Linked DNA regions of Homo sapiens: region 2 is linked to region 1. The links are chromatin contacts, found by Hi-C or POLR2A ChIA-PET in ENCODE. All regions are on one chromosome and are shown on one strand. Each heading gives the region's core, a stretch centred on a gene start or an enhancer-like site at or near the end of the contact. The rest is flanking DNA. Distances are from core to core; before and after follow the strand shown.

Region 1 (3,922 bases), core at 1,234-3,733:
GATTGCATTTTCTACCTGCAAGGAGGTGCAAACAAAATTACAGTTAAAATAGTTTTGAGGATTTTTTTTTTCTGTAAAACTATACTAGGGTTGGGCTAGATCTGTAAGACTAGTAACTGCCAGGTGCTGTGGCATGCACCTGTAGTTCCAGTTACTCAGGAGGCTGACACAGGATTGCTTGAGCCCAGGAGTTCACGATCACCCTTCCAAAGAAAAAAAAAGACTCGTACAAATGTTGATTCTGGCCTAATATGCTGCTCCTGTCCAAAAAGCCCACCTATTTGCTTTGAAATCAGAAAGACTGGCTGGGCACGGTGGCTCACACCTGTAATCCCAGCACTTTGGGAGGCCGAGGCAGCTGGATCACTTGAGGCCAGGAGTTCTGAGACCAGCCTGGCCAACATGGTGAAACTAAAGAGAATACAAAAATTAGCCAGGTATTGTGGTGCAAGCCTGTAGTCCCAGCTACTCGGGAGGCTGAGGCATGAGAATTGCTTGAGCCTGGGAGGTGGACGTTGCAGTGAGTTATGATTGCACCACTGCACTTCAGCCTGGGCAACAGAGTGAGACTGTCTCAAAAAAAAGAAAAAAAAAAGATTTAGATTTGTATCTGACTCTACCACTTACTGGGGCAAGTTAGTTAACCTGGTGACAATAATACCTCTAAATTGTTGTCAAGCATATTAAAAGATTAAAAGGAACAACATAGTGCTTGCCTCAGTTACGTATTAAACGTTTGGTTTATCCTTCATTCTCCTAGTTTCCAAATCTGACGAGACATCATTGTTTATTAACATTTTCTAGCATATTTAGTCACTCACTACATTATCTAAGGAGTCTTGTAAAACCTCTCATTCCACATACATGGTCTCCATCATAACTCAGACACAGGAATCTACCACCTTCAGCTAGAACTGTTGATAAAGTTGTAATTTTCCTCCCTGCATATTTGTGTTTATCCTAGTCTATCCTAGGTACTTCCTAATGAATGATTTCTCTTCTCAAAAATATAATCACTATTTGTAAGCCATAGAATTAGGTCTGCGTTAACTCTGTTACTTAAATTTTTTTCAGTATGTCTTTTCCTTAGTTAAGCCTCTGCTTACATCGTTTCCACTGACTAGAATTTACTTACCGCTTCTCTATGTTTTACTTTTAAGTCTGGCAGAAATCTCCTTACCACTCTCAAATTGCTCCTTTCTTTGAACTGCCATTAGTCTATTAGAGTAATAAGTGCATTATTTAACGTGTACTGTTCTTACCACCAAAACCAGATCAGAACCTTTGAAAGCAAAGGACTGTCTCCTTGTATCCCTGATGTTTAAAAATTATTTTGTGAATCAAAGGCACGTGGCAAATTGTTACTGGAATCCTATTAGACATACAGTATTGTATATTACATAACACGTTCCTTCAAGTTGTAAGATCTTAATGATGTAAGTATAAAGAGATGTGGATGGAGATGCTAAACTTGTGAATTTTTTTTTTTTTTAGACGGAGTCTCACTCTGTTGCCCAGGCTGGAGAGCAGTGGCCCGATCTCGGCTCACTGCAACCTCTGGCACCCAGGTTCAAACGATTCTCCTGCCTCCGCCTCCCTAGTAATTGGGATTACAGGTGTGCACCACCACGCCCGGCTGATTCTTGTATTTTTAGTAGAGAGGGGATTTCACCATGTTTGCCAGGCTGGTCTCGAACTCCTGACCTCAGATGATCCACCGGCCTCGCCCTCCCTAAGTGCTGCGATTACAGGCGTGAACCACCACGCCCGGGTTAAACTTGTGAATTTAACATGTTGCAGCCTCACATGAGAACACGGTATTCAACAAATGCAATGGAACGAAACTATGGCTGGGGTACAGAGCACGTATTTTTGCCATGTGGTCACAACTATGTGGTCATAGCTGCTAGGATGATGTACGCAAACTGCTCACATTAAAGCAAAAGTACTTACGTAATACAAGGGGTTTAATAGTGCAACAATATTTCTTAGCAACATTTCTGAGGGGCATATCAAGTTATTATCGCTAACGTTATCATATCAGGAAATGACGGTTAACAATGCAAGAAACTTTTGGGAAATGCTATTTAGTGTTTGAGTCCGCAAGACATACTCGTACCCTGAGCATTCGCAGTTGCTGCTCCACCACCCATTCTCTCACTGCTCACCCACGTGCTTCTGGACACTTGCTTACCAAAGTACTAGTTTGCATCACGTGACACGACTAGCAGGCCCCCTCCGCTCATGTATGACATCCCAAAGATGCCTGATTATTTTCCCTTCTTTAGGGAAAGGTGGTCCCAATCACCAACAAAACAGAGAAAGAGAACGAGAATTATCTCTAGTGGTTTTGCCTGCTAATCTTCTTTTTCCCTGAAAGAACACCCTCACGGCACGGCGTTTTCCTTAACGGTCAGGCGTTTTCCCGGGCAGCTTACCTGCTCGGCCTGGGTCTTTCTGGACAGCAGGCGCTGGAGGTGCGCGTCACTGTCCGCCGCCGTGTCCGCGGCTGCGCCAGACAGTGTAGAACCTGCGGCCTCGATGTCCTTCTCCCGTGCCCTATTGTGGGCTCGGCTCCCGGCGGGGCGCCAGGCTGGCCACCGGGCAGCCATCTGCTCTGCCCTTCGTCCCCACTTTGGGCCCTTTCCCGGGGTTCTGGGGCAAGTTTCTGTCCTTGCCACCGCCTCCTCCTCTGCCTCCGGTGGCTCCAAAATACCAAACACGTCCTTGTTCGTGCCCCTGACTGTGAAACCTCAGGGCCCCAGCGCCGACGGCGACGTCGGGGCCGAGCTAACCCGGCCTCTGGACAAGAGTGAGTGCGGGAACTACTGAGGGCGGCAGAGGGTGGTGTCTGCTGGGCCGAGGCTGGTTGGGAGGAAGCTACATCCCCTTCCCCTGGGGATCCGAGGTCCCATCGAGTGTTGTCATCGTGCCTCTCAGTGTCTGCCTCCTTCGCTGGTGTGTGAGCCCCTCAAACGGCTTAGGACTGTATCTGATTAATTCTTAACGCCTCGTCCCAGAAGCGGCCTTTTCCCTTTTACTGCCCTGCTCTCTGAATGGTTTAGACACTCATGTGTTGGGAAGATTTGACTTTTTTGAGTTGTTAGGTGGACGCCCGCTCTTTCTTGCATTCTTTGTTTCTCTCCCACCCCCGAATGGGATGTGGCAGTGAAAAGCCAGCGGAGACTCCTTTTAGGATTCTTTATCATTGAGGAGGCGCCGACTCATACCACGCTGTTAGGCTGTGTGGTGGTTGCCAAGAGGAACCAGACTCAGATCCAGATCCCCTCTTAAGAAACGTAACGGTATCGTGGGGGAGGACACGTGTATGGAAAGTGAACTGTAATACAAGGTAGAACATGACAAGGTCTAGAACAAGGTAGGGTGTCCCCGGCTCCAGAGAGAAAAGAAGAGGTAGCATCAGTTAGTGGCAGCGGGCTTTGCTCAGCAAAACTTAAGTTTGGATGGATTCGTTGACAGAGAGGCATGTGAATGTTTTCAAGGTGAGTTTCGGGATGATTAGGGAGGTAAGGGAGTTTCCTCTGACCATATGAAACTGGGAGATTGAGGAAATGCTATCCAGAATTGTCTCCAGGAATAGGAGGAGAAATGTCTCACTTCAACAAGCGACATTGGTGCCTCCTATTGTAAATCTAAAATATAGACTACAATATGTTTTTCAGAGCAGAAGTACAGTACTTTCACTAAACATGTGATGGAACTCACAGTATATGTTATTCTTTGACATATTCTTCCAGTGTTAAGCAAGGCCTTTCACTTTACTTGGTGCTGGGAGACTGTCTTTATTTTCTGCTGTTATAACATAATACCTGAGACTGAGTAATTTATAAACAATAGAGGTGTATTTGACTCATGGTTCTGAGCCGGGATCTGATGAGGGCCTTTGGCTGCATCATCACAT
Region 2 (3,642 bases), core at 1,143-3,642, 140 kb before region 1:
GTGATCTGCAAGGCGTTCTCAGATGGCTGTCTCTGAGGGCCTGGTCCCTCCTTTAGCTTGTCAAAGGACACAGAGATGGGTCACTGGAGCTGGCTCTCCTTGGGATACAATCCAGTCCCCTCAGCTAGGGCATTTGTATCACTGCCCTCGGGTGGAGCTCAACAGTGACCCCATGGTTAGGCCATCTGGAAACAGGCTGCTGACACCCGGGACTTCTGTGCTGCCAGGAAGAACAAGGCAGGAGGATGCGTCCCTGCACCCAGGCTGCCCTCCAAACCTGTGGAATGCAGCCCCTGGTCATAGAGGAGGCCCAACTGTTGCTGACACGTATGGGAATCCAGAGGCTGGGCTCCCCTTCATACAGCCAGGGCCCCACTCAGACCTGAGCCAACCCATCATATGCCAGATGGGACAGAGTGCTCACATGGGCCACTTGCCGGACCCTCTGACACTTTTAGGAAGCAGGTATTTTCACCATGGCCACACCCAATGCTAGTAAGTGCCTGTGATGGTTAATTTTATGTGTCAGCGTGGCTAGGCTCTGGTGCCCAGTTGTTGGTCAAACATTGTTCTAGATGTTGCTATGAGGGTATTTTTTTGAATGAGAGTAACATTTAAATAAGTAGACTCTGAGTAAAGCAGATTACCTCCCACAGTGTGGGTGGGCCTCACCCAATCAGTTGAAGGCCTTAAGAGAAAAGACTGAGGTCCCCCGAGGAGAAAAGAATTCGTCTCTAGACCACCTTAGGATTTAAGGCCACAACATAAACTTCTGCTAGAATTTCCAGCCTCCTGGCCTGCCCTGAAGATTTCAGACTTGCCTGACCAGATCATCGCATGAGCCGATTCCTTAAAGTCTCTCCTGCTGTTTTTCTGGAAAACCTGACTACTACAGTGCCTGAGGTGGGACCCGATTACCCCATTCTGCCTTCCAGCTGCTGGCGGTGCGTGTGTTTGCCCGGAAGGGTGATCCAGGGCTTCATCAGGCAAAGCATTGGGGATGGAAGTTCCGGCGACTCTCATGGCCTCGCCTGGTGAGGGGCACCCCTGGGGCAAACCCCGTTTCCTACTGATTCCATGTCAGCACTGCTTTTCCTGCTGGCAGAAATCAAATCAAGCCAGTTACCATGGCTCACACCTGTAATCCCAGCACTTTCAGAGGCCGAGGCGGGTGGACCACCTGAGGTCAGGAGTTCAAGACTAGCCTGGCCATCGTGACGAAACCCTGTCTCTACTAAAAATTAAAAAAAAAAAAAATAGCTTGGTGTGGTGGTGGACGCCTATAATTCCAGCTACTCGGGAGGCTGAGGCAGGAGAGTCATTTGAACCCGGAAGGCGGAGGCTGCAGTGAGCCGAGATCGTGCCACTGCACTCCAGCCCGGGCAACAGACAGAGACTGTCTCAAAGAAAAAAAAATGTTCCCGCCATCTAGGCATGAACTGTCTGCTGAAGCCCCTCAAATCTCCTGCCTTGCCCTGGATGGAGACCTGTTTTTATTTTGTTATTTCTGTCTATAAAAGCAGCTAGATTACTATGTCTTTCCTTTTTATTGAAATTTGAAAAACTGCACACCACTTATGTGAGCCACGTTATAATGGAAAAGGCAGGTGCCTCCAGAGGAGACACACAGGGCAGCATGTGTCTGCGTAATGTGTGTCATCAGAATACACGTGTGTGGGTTTTTGTCTAGCTCCCTTCATCTGCATGGCGCCAACAATGATTGTGAAGTATCTGTGAGCCATGAGTTCCTTTACTAATGCAGCACATGCTACTCAGGGCCTCCTCTGTGCCAGGCACCACACTGGGTTCCGGGGACCCAACAGGGAACAAGACACAGTCCCTGCCCACAGGGAATGTGCAGCCTAAGTGTCATCTCTGAGGCTGGGTTCGAAGGGAAGTGAGGAGCGTTAGAATTGGGGCCTGCAGCCTCTTAACTATTTGGCTATTTATCATTACAACGGGGCTCTATGAACCTAGTAATATTTTCTGTTTGAGTCAAAGACATTAGCATTTTTTAGAGCCAGCCAGCCGGAAGTGGGCTCTCCAACCTTCCCTCCACAGCTTCTCTGTGCATCTCACCGTGGCACCTTCACTTTCTGCCCCTACCATGTGATTTTGTAGATGTGGTGTCCACAGGCTGAGCTTTGGCCTCACCCAGACCTGGGATTGGGTCCCAGCCACACCATTTCTAGCCGTGTGATCTTGGCCTCACGACTTAGCCTCTCTCAGCTTCCCTTTCCTCATCTATAATACTAATTTGGGGGAAAATAATAGCTCTGTACTTTTATTGGTGGGGCTGTTAGGGAGATTAGTGAGATGATACATACCATAGTCCCTTGCATAAGTTTCAAATAATGTTACCTGCCACAGTCCCTTGCAAAAGTGCTAAAGGCAAGTCCCTTGCAAAAGTGCTAAATAAATGTTAACTTCCTTTTTTTAAGTTTTTTTTTTTTTTGAGACCAAGTCTCTCTGTCACCCAAGCTGGAGTGCAGTGGCATGATATCGGCTCACTGCAATCTTCACCTTCCTGGTTTGAATGATCTTCCTGCCTCAGCCTCCTGAGTAGCTGGGATTACAGGCACCTGCCACCACACCCAGCTAATTTTTGTATTTTTAGTAGAGACAGGGTTTCACCATGTTGGCCAGGCTGGTCTCAAATGTCTGACCTCAGGTGATCGGCCTGCCTCAGCCTCCCAAAGTGCTGGAATTACAGGGGTGAGCCACTGTGCCCAGCCATAAATGTTAACTTCTATAATATTATTTTTGTTATTGTTACTTATCTCCTTACTTATGTATTTTTCATTATTCAAGGGCAAGGACCATTTTTCCCCTTCTCCTCTTACCCTCCTCCTTGTTCTAAATAGGACTTATGGCAAATTTCAGCAAGTTGATGAGAAAAATAGAGGGAAAATGAAGATATAAACATAAAATGGAGCCAGCAGAGACTAATACAGAAAGTACATCCTTACTTTAGTGGGTCACAGGATTGGCTCTAAGCTTCCTAGCACCCAATGAGATGAAAGAAACTGAATTAGTTACATAATGTAACACTGTTGTCCATGAAATAAAACAAGCGAATAGCTCAGGAGAAACACACCTGGGCGACATTCTTTTTTTCCTTCTCACTTCCTTCTTGACCTTGTGATTCATTTTGCTGAAGGGAAGACCATTTGTTGGAAAGTGTTTCTGAATGCGATGGGAGTCCTGGCCCTTGGTAGAGGCCCACCCCTCGCTGTCTTCAGCTGATCTGTTAGTAATAGAGAAGATCTAGTTCCTGGCCCAGAGAACTGATCCTGCAATAGGGCTGTGTTTTTGAAACCAAAAGCGTCATACAGATAACAAAGGAGATGTGTCTCACTGTGGTTAGGCTATTTTGTAGCAACACTTGTTTCCACTCTTTTGCAATTTCAGGTTCTGTCAGACTTGATCTAAACATGAATGTGCAAGTCCAGTGCTCAGGCTGATATAACCACTGTCTGGGCCCTGAGTTGATTTGAATTTCCACTTCCAATCTGTGGTGCAACGTATGTAACACAGCAAATCAGTAAGGCTTTATCAAGCACTTTCTTTGTGCAAGGCCCCTGTCCCAGGCCCTGCCTGGGAACCTTGCTTCCAGCTTGAGGTAATGGGGGTCAAGAAGGA

Evidence for each region. A loop is a pair of places that touch in the nucleus more often than their neighbours do. ChIA-PET counts read pairs that join two places held with the same protein, here RNA polymerase II (POLR2A). Pooled maps may share reads with other maps.
Region 2: a pooled map shows a loop between it and region 1 (4-fold over the local background). The contact joins the enhancer-like site here to the promoter of SUPV3L1 in region 1. A Hi-C loop is called at or near these places in 1 of 37 single-sample maps with no recorded cell type and 7 of 50 pooled maps. POLR2A ChIA-PET finds 5 or more read pairs at or near these places in 5 of 52 experiments (CD4-positive, alpha-beta memory T cell, H1, WTC11 and 2 more).

Annotation. Positions count from the first base shown.
Region 1 is chr10:69,177,751-69,181,672 of GRCh38, forward strand. It overlaps SUPV3L1 (Suv3 like RNA helicase), which reads left to right and starts at 2,484. Exons shown (of 15, transcript NM_003171.5): 1 at 2,484-2,812. The coding sequence starts at 2,542. RefSeq lists an enhancer at 2,199-2,568.
Region 2 is chr10:69,042,324-69,045,965 of GRCh38, forward strand. No RefSeq gene overlaps it. Among named protein-coding and RNA genes, the nearest start is that of SRGN, 44 kb to the right of the region's middle. Within about 2 kb of position 2,393, at least 6 of the 41 ENCODE cell types and tissues checked have a DNase peak (open chromatin) inside an H3K27ac peak, as active enhancers do.